Regions from separate parts of the Homo sapiens genome. Here region 1 is linked to region 2. The links are chromatin loops, found by intact Hi-C in ENCODE. Cell type or tissue: tibial artery. All regions are shown on one strand. Links, peaks and the distances in the headings refer to the core of each region. The heading gives the core; the rest is flanking DNA.

Region 1 (4,382 bases), core at 159-4,158, 62 kb after region 2:
TAAATGTCCCTGCTACCCGCAGGCTTCCCACCCATAGGCCTGCAGGCCCAGCTGCTTATTGGAGCCGGCCTGAGGTGGAGTCAGGGGTCTTCCTTTCTTTATCTTCTTTCCTGCCACCCCCACCCCAGCTCCTGTGGCTCCTCCCCTTGTCCCGGAGGAAGAGGACACTGAGTGGCACCTCACCACACTTCCCCTGAGGTCCCAACACAGGTGGGCCGTGGATGCTTCCTAAGCCTCCGCTGTGCCTCCTACTGACACAGTGAGAATGGGGCCAGGAGGCTGGGGAGAGATTTTAGGAGACCTGAAGTCTCTGGAGATCTTTGATCTTGGGGGAGGGAGGCTTACAGTGATGGAGTCTCTTCCGCAGCAGGCCCCTCACCTCCCCTGAGGACTGTCAGCCAGACTTGGGGTGTGTGTTTGCCCACATGGGTCAGGACAGAGCCCCTCGAAGCCATCCTTCCACCAGGTTAGCTCAGACCACAGACCTGGCCGTATCGCTGTTGGGGGTCTGATGGTCACATGGGCACCTTAGCCTCATTGAGAGAGGTGGGGTTCAAAGAGCTCTGGGACCATCTCAACCCCTAGACAAGTGAGCAAGTCTGGACCTCAGTCTCTTCTTTTGTCCAGTGTTCTGCAGATTCAGAGAAATAACAGGCATCAAGTCTATGCAGGCCAGAGTTTAACGGATGTGTCTGCCACTCAAGGGGGTGGTGTTGGGGGGACAAAGGACAGTTGTACATGACTGTGCCAGGCCTGCCCTGGAGTTCTGAGCCACCTTGCTGAACGCCAGCACCCACGGCTGCACGGCCCCTAAGGGTGGCACTGTCCTTGCTTCCCAGCTGCGTGAGGGACAGGACCTAGTTATTGCTTGTTTGTGCAGGTGTGATGCTCCTACCTAGAGAGGGTCCTCAGAACCTCCCAGCCCACTTCCCCACTGTCCTCCCGCCAGCTGTGCTGGTCAGGGTTCTGCTAGAGAAACAGAAGCAGTAAGAGGTCGATAGTAGGAGATTTATTACAAATAATTGGCTCATGCAATTGTGGGGGCTGGAGAAGCATGTCTGAAGTCTAGACGGCAGGCTGTCGGAAAGGGCAGTTGGAAATCTCCACCTGGGCACACGCTGCCATCCACAGGCAGTGAAGCACCAGCCCTGTTCTTAAGGCCTTTCACCGGATTGAGTCAGGCCCACCCAGAGTATCTGAGACAATCTCTCTCTCTTTCTTTCTTTCTTTTTTTTTTTTTGACATGGAGTCTCGCTCTCTCACCCAGGCTGGAGTGCGGTGATGTGATCTTGGCTCACTGCAAGCTCCACATCCCGGGTTCACAGCATTCTCCTGCCTCAGCCTCCCGAGTAGCTGGGACTACAGGCACCCGCCACCAGGCGCGGCTAATGTTTTTGTATTTGTAGTAGAGATGGGGTTTCACCGTGTTGGCCAGGATGGTCTTGATCTCCTGACCTCGTGATCCGCCCGCCTTGGCCTCCCAAAGTGCTGGGATTACAGGCGTGAGCCACCACACCCGGCCGACAATCTCCCTTTCTTAAAGTCAACCAATCATGGACTATTTATTTATTTTGAGACAGGGTCTTGCTCTGTCACCCAGGCTGGAGTGCAATGGCACCAGCTCACTGGAACCTCTGCCTCCCGGATTCAAATGATTCTCGTGCCTCAGCCTCCCGAGTAGCTGGGATTACAGGCATAGGCCACTATGTCTGGCGAATTTTTGTATTTTTAGTAGAGACGGGGTTTCACCATGTTGGCCAGACTTGTCTCGAACTCCTGACCTCAAGTGATTCACCCGCCTCAGCCTCCCAAAGTGCTGGCATTACAGGCATGAGCCACCGCCCCCGGCTGGCAATCATGGACTTTAATCGCATCCGCAAAATACCTTCCTGGCAACACAGAGATTCATGTTTGATTCAAGAGGTGGGGACTGCAGCCTCCCCTGAGTGGACACAGGAAACTGACCGTCCCACCATCCCTCCTCTCTCTCTGGTTTCTCGCTCCTGCCAGCATGAACACTGAGTATCGCCACTGGCCTCCCCCCGGAGCCAGGGTGGGGGTGGGGTGGGGAGGTGGGGAGTGAAACCAGCGCTGAGCTCCTGAGTCAGGCCCTTCTGGACTTCCCGGACTTTCTCCCCGCTCCACCTCCCAGCCCCCTGGGATAAATTCCACCTGGACCCCCAGCCCTCGGCCTCAGCTCCTCCTTCAGTGTGAATCCCTGGCTTGTGACATCTCCACAGACTGGCCTGAGCGAGCCCCACATAAGCCCAGCTTGGAGTGGGGCCAGGAGCCTCCCTTACTGCCTTCAGGGAGCTGCCAGTCTCCTGAGGGAGCCGCAGAGCCTGGAATCCGGGTCCCAGGTTTGCAGAGCGAGCTTGCAGAGAGCCTCTGTTTTCCCTGATTCTCGGCTGTGCTCTGGGCCGGACTCCCTGGTCAGCCCATAGCTCTTGGCTGCAGGAAACCAGCCCCGTGCTTGTTTTGTTTTGATTGCACAACCCCGGTGCAGGAGGCCAGGGTGGACATCTGCTGTTTTGGCCAGCCCAGCACCCAAGCCCCCCTTTTCTGGCAAGAGCCCCCCAGTTGCCTCATGGGGACCTCTCCCAGTGTGTGTAGCCTGGGGAGTGTGCTGTCAGCCTAGATGCCCCTGTCCTGCCTGGCCAAGGGATGGGCCTTGTCTTCGTCTGTTTTCTGTTGCTTATAACAGAATACCTGAAACTGGGTAATGTATAAAGAAAAGGAATGTATTTCTTATAGTTATGGCAGCTGAGAAGTCCCAGGTTGAGGGACCACATTCGGTGACACCCTTTTTGCTGGTTGGGATCTGTGCAGTCTCCAGGCAGTGCCGGGCATCACATGGCAAGGGGGCAGAGTGGCCCATGAGCTGGCTCAAGCCTCTCTTCTTTTTATAAAGCCACCAGTTTCCCTCCCATGATGACCCGTTAATACACTGAAATCCATGAATGCATTAATCCATTCCTGAGGGCAGAACCCTCATGCTCCAATCACGTCTTAAAGCTCCCACCTCTCGATACTGCCCCACTGGAGATTAAGTTCTTCATGACACATGAAATTTGGGGGACACATTCAACCCACAGCAGGCCTGGAGCCCCATCTTGGTCACCAGCCATCCTACCCTGAAGATAGATGCCCATCTGGCCTCATTCTTGATGGCCAACCCCTGGGGTGGTCACTGAGTCTTTCCTGGCTCTGGAAGATGCCCTGGTTTCGTCCCATCCTCACCAAGGCCCGCCTGGATCTCCAGCCTTTGCTTCCATTCTCTGAGCTCCCTCTTGGTCTGATGATAAAGCCCCTTTCTGCTCAAGTCAAACGAAGTCCATTTCTCTTGCTTATAACCACAGAAACCTGACTGGTTAGACACTGAATGCCACCCGACTCTGCCCTAACTCACTGCATGACCCTGGGCAAGATGGCCCCTCTCTGGGCCTCAGTTTCTCCAACTGCACGGCTGAACGCGCCTCCCATGCTGACGCCCCAAGGCCCTGTGGCTGCTTTGGTCATCGTGGCTGACTTGGACTGGTGGTGTGTTTGCTGCTGAGGATCGGTGGGGGCCTTCCCTGCCCTGACCCTGGAGGTCTATGGGGCGTGCCTGGTTGGGGAGAGGGGATGACAGCTGGGGAATCCTCAGCTTCTGTGTAGTTGGGCTCATAAGGACCAATGTGTTGGTACCAAGGCTGTTGCTTTAATAGGCAGTGGTCCACTTCTCTTTAAGTCCTTTTGCTTCAAATTTTTGGGAATCTGATAAAGGCTTTAGCTGCTTTCCTTAGACCAAAAAACTTTCCTCTACTCCCCTTGTTCCTTCTCTGCACACTTTATTTTTACTTTTATTATTTTTTGAGGCAGAATCTTACTGTGTCACCCAGGCTGGAGTGCAGCGGCGTGATCACAGCCCCCTGCAGCCTTGATCTTCCGGGCTCAAGTGATTCTCCCATCTCAGCCTCCCGAGTAGCTGGGACTATAGGTGCCAGCCACCATACCTGGCTAATTTTTGTTGTTGTGTTGTTTTAGTAGAGACGAGGTCTCGCCATGTTGCCCAGGCTGGCATGCTTTAAGGTACAGTTTCCAGAGGAGGTGGAGGAGCAGCCTTCAGAGGCCTGTCCTGACCCTAAGGTGACCAGCCTCTGGGTTTCCAGATGAGCAGCTTTGGCACACAGGTCAGAGGCCAGGTACAGTGGGCACTTTGTTAGTATCGCTTCATGTCAACTCATCCACCTGAAGAGGACAGCGTTTGAGGTAGAGATTGCTATGTTTTCACCAAACCCTGGTTCATTGGCTTCCTCCTGGGCATGCAGCTGGACTGCATTTCCCAGCCTCCCTTGCAGCTGGGAGTGGTCACATGACCCGGCTCTGGCCTGTGCAACGGG
Region 2 (4,382 bases), core at 257-4,256:
ATGGGTAAATAAAATGTGGTGTATCCTACAATGGATTATTATTTGGCAATAAAAAAGAATGAAGTGTTGACACACGGCATGACATGGATGAGCCTTGAAAGCACGGCGCTAAGTTAAGCAGTTAGACACAAAGGCCACATTTCCTGTGATTTCATTGATATGAGATGTTCAGAACAGGCAAATCCATATATATAGAGAGAGGGCAGATTAGTTGTTGCCAGGGACTGGCAGGAGGGCAGGATGGGGAGTGACTGCTAATGGGTAAGAAGTTTCTTTTGGGGGAGAAAAAAATATTCTGAAATTTGACAGTGGAAATGGTTGCACAGCTCTGTGAATAGACTAAAAACCATTGAGTTGTACACTTTAAAAGGGCGAATTGGAGGCGGGCAGATTGCTTGAGTCCAAGAGTTTGAGACCAGCCTGGACAACATGATGCACGGTGAAACCCTGTCTCTACAAAAAAACAAAACAAAACAAAACAAAAATAGCCAGATGTGGGGGAACATGCCTGTGGTCCCAGCTACTCAGGAGGCAGAGGTGGGAGGATCACTTGAGCCCGGGAGGTTGAGGCTGCAGGGAGCCGTGACAGCACCACTGCACTCCAGCCTGGGCGACAGAGTGAGACCTCATCTCAAAAAGAGGAAAAGGTTAATGTTATGGCGTATGAATAAGCAGTTATTCAAAAAAGAGAGGGGGCTCATCTCTAACTCACAGGAAATACAGGGAGAGACAAACGAGTTAAAAAACACTGCAAGGGGCCGGGTTTGGTGGCTCATGCCTGTAATCCCTGTATTTTGGGAGGCCAAGGTGGGCGGATCACTTGAGGTCAGGAGTTCAAGACCAGCCTGACCAACATGGCGAAACCCCATCTTTACTAAAAATACAAAAATTAGCCGGGTGCGGTGGAGTGTGCCTGTAGTCCCAGCTACCCGGGGGGCTGAGGCAGGAGAATCGCTTGAACCCAGGAAGTGGAGGTTGCAGTGAGCCAAAATTACAAATTGCATCGCTGCATTGTAGCCTGGGTGACAGAGTAAGACTGTCTCAAAAAAAAAAAAAAAAAATGACACGATGAGGAAGCAAATAGACCAATCCAGGTTGTGGACACTTGTAGGACACTGGCCCCGTTTCTTCAATAAATCGATGGCATGAAATGAAAAACTTTTTAAAAAGCAATAGGACATAGCAACCATATGCCACGTGGAGATATTACCTGGATCCTAACTTGAACAAATCACCTGGGAAATGACCCTGATGAGAATATCTGGGAAATTAGATGATGCCATGGGTATCAGATGATCCCACGGAGAAGCCGGGATGAGAATCCCAGCCTACTGGATGCTGATCCCTGGCTCTCACCTCCTCGTGTCCCTGTGGACATGGTGGCTGCACCCAGCAGTTGACGTGTGTGTGTGTGTGTGTGTGTGAGTGTGAGTGTGTGTGAGCTGGGGAGGGTGAGTTCACCTCTCTGAGGCCAGCTGAGGCCCGTCCCGAGGTGAAAACTGTTTTCCTCTTGCAAGGGTACAGGACACTGGAATGTCCTTTGAGCTGGCCGCGGCCATCACACAGGGCCTCAGTCCATGCCGAGCCCTCCACCTCTGCCCCAGGTCACCCTCTGCCCCCCTACTCCGGATGTCCAGGAGCCAGGCTCAGCAGCCCAGGCAGCTGGACAAAGGGGCCTTTGGAGGCTGGGCCAGGCCTGTGCCTCAGCTGTGGGCTGTGGCTGAGGCCACCACAGAAGGCTGCTTGTGGCCGGGCCGGGTGGCAGCCAGAAATAGGTCCCGCTGGGCGCTGACTCCTGCGGCCCCGCCCTGGGCTCGGCCTGGGAACGTGGGTATTTGTGGAGCTGATGGGAGGAGACCTTCATCAGGAAAGCGGGTCTATTTTGGGGCTTTTGGGAAGCGTGTTAAAAAAGGGGCCCCAGCCTTTAGCGTTTACCCTGAGCCCCTGCCTTTCATGCACAGGCTCCTGAGCCCCCGGGGTTGAAATCCTGGCTCTACCCGGCTAGCTGTGTGCCCTACGTGCTGTGTGGTCAGTCACCCCACTCTGAGCCTCGCTCTGCTCATCTGTGTGATGGGGACGAATCTTGACAGCTCCTTCATGGAGAAGATGGGGGCACAGCACCTGGCACAGTCTGCGCTCACCAGGTGCCCGAGGTCATTGGGCTTCCCCTCCCCCTTCCTCGCCTTCCGCCCTGGCTGGGGGCTGCTCCTGCTGTTGAGGTCTCTCCCAGCCCCTGGGCTGGCTCTGCAGGGCCCTGGAAGGTGGTTTGGGGCACACACTAGCCTCACCGTTGTTTAGGGGGATGGAAACGCAGAAGACCTGGCAGAGCCTTGCAAGCCCCTTGCAGCTGGGCGGCCCCTCCCCTCCCGGCTGGCTCCCTGGTTATCCACAGCCTCGCGGGCTCAGCCCTGGACCGCAGCCTCCGTCCTTCCATCATGCACCGGGGCCCTGCAGGACTCATGCTCAGCGCTGGCTGTGGGAGAAATTTCAGCCGCCTCCCCCGCGACTTCTGCGTCTGCTTGTCTTGGTGATGGAACTGCTGGCGGAGGAGCTCTGCGGGTTTAGGCCCGTGGTCCATGGGGAAATACAGACCAGGGTTCAAAGCCAGAGTCAGAGGGCGGCAGGGGGCCTTGGAGAGGGAGAGAGATAGGAGTCGTGTGTAGCCAGCTCTCCTGGAAGCCGGGGGCCAGGTCTCCCCCTCCCGGCCCCTGTGTGTCCTTGAAGCTATTTTTATATGTTGCTGGAAACCAGAATGACAGCCAGAGCCAAAGCGCTAGGAGGTTTCCCGTGCACCATGGGTCTTGCCCAGGGGACCATGGGCCATTCCCAGCAGATTGATGGAGACAGTCCAGAAGCTCCACTGTGCGGATCGGGGAGCCTGGGTCCCCCATCCCTTACCAGCTTGGAGGTCACTGTTGGAAGATCCCTGGCTGGCACAAAAATGAGGAACAAGGACTTAGAGAAGCGATGGTGAGGCTGCAAGTGTTCTGGGGTCTTTGAGCCCTGCACGAAAATCCAGAATGCTCATGGAGTTCAAAACTCATTCATGGCTGGGTGCAGTGGCTTCACACCTGTCAATCCCAGCACTTTGGGAGGCTGAGGCGGGTGGACTCCTTGAGTCCAGGAGTTCGAGACCAGTCTGGGCAACATAGTGAGATCCTCTCATCACTCCAAAAATAAAAAAAATTAGCTGGGTGTGGTGGCATGCACCTATAGTCTTAGCTACTTGGGAGGCTGAGGTGGGAGGATTGCTTGAGCCACAGGGAGGTCAAGGCTGCAGTGAGTGAGCTGAGATCACGCCATTGCACTCCAGCCTGGGCAACAGAGCGAGACTCTTTCTCAAAAAAAAAAAAATAAATAAATAAAAAAGGAATTCATTCATTCACCACTGACCTCTTTACTCATCACATATTTAAGCAGAATCTTATAGGTGCTGATGGGGGTGGGGGTCACCCACAAAACATCCAGGGCCCTGCTCTCAAGGCACTCACGAATCTGCCTGCTCCAGTCTCTGGCTCTGAACCCTCCCATGGCTCCCCATTGCCCATGGAGACAGTGGGATCTTTGTACTCTGACAAGAGCAAGTCACAGAAATGTTGCCTGCTCACCTGCGCCTCATGAGAGAGCATCCTCACCTTGCCCGTTGGGCTTTCCCCCACGTACCCCCTTTTTCCCAGTCTGGTCAGGATCTTTCAGGGGGCGACTGAGGGGACAGGACTGGGGCAGGATGGGAGAGGCTGAGATGCACACTTGCTGGGTGAGCTCTGTGCTGTTGTTTTTGGAGGGACTCTGGGAAAAACAGAAAGAAAACAAAGCACTGGAGTCACCCGGGCTAAGCTGGGTGGAATGAAGAAGAACCGAGTGAGCAGAAAGAGGGCAGGGGACTGCAAATGGGGAACTCGGGGGGTGGCATATAGTGCAAGGGTCCTGGAGGGAGAGGTGATGGGGCTGAGAAGTCCTGCTGAGGGGTATAAATTGGACTCTCCTTAGTGTGACACAAAAAATATTGAAAGTCCCTATAAAGAATGTTGGGTTGCTGCCCCGAGCTGCTTTAGTGAGACTCTGCAGAGATGGGGCCACATGGGCCCCGGAGTTACTCGAGTTACATCTGGATGGCTTGCAGGGCTTTCCATGATCTGTGGCCCGCCCAGCTCTTCAGCTTTACTGCTCATCTTCTTGCCTTTTGCCTCCCCTAAATCCTCATCTAGATTCCACCTTCCAGCCTGACCTGGTTCTTCTGACCTCCCTGAGAGCATCTTGCTTCCTGCTTCCCACAGCCTTATGGTAACAACTGCCTGGGACCTGTCTCCACCCCCATCCCGTGGCTCTTGTCTGCTGGGCCCCAATTCTCCTTCCTTGGTCACCTGTTTGAAACGCACAGA

The links. Hi-C counts contacts between places; a loop is a spot of excess contacts. Peaks named below come from ENCODE experiments on the same cell type or tissue, not always from the same donor. Only the 100,000 strongest peaks of a DNase experiment are listed, where the experiment ranks them.
Region 1: it touches region 2 in a loop (2.0-fold over the local background); 15 of 110 quality-filtered maps call a loop at or near these places.

What each region holds. Positions count from the first base shown.
Region 1 is chr9:129,313,372-129,317,753 of GRCh38, forward strand. No RefSeq gene overlaps it. Among named protein-coding and RNA genes, the nearest start is that of LINC02913, 5.5 kb to the right of the region's middle. RefSeq lists an enhancer at 153-322. In tibial artery, for the core only: no CTCF peak of the experiment used is centred there; DNase peaks (open chromatin) are centred at 490, 1,931, 2,192 and 2,530; H3K4me3 peaks cover 772 bases; H3K27ac peaks cover 4,000 bases.
Region 2 is chr9:129,251,589-129,255,970 of GRCh38, forward strand. The region is part of intron 2 of IER5L-AS1 (IER5L antisense RNA 1); the gene reads left to right. Among named protein-coding and RNA genes, the nearest start is that of IER5L-AS1, 18 kb to the left of the region's middle. RefSeq lists an enhancer at 1,211-2,066. In tibial artery, for the core only: no CTCF peak of the experiment used is centred there; DNase peaks (open chromatin) are centred at 1,773 and 2,513; H3K4me3 peaks cover 1,057 bases; H3K27ac peaks cover 3,559 bases.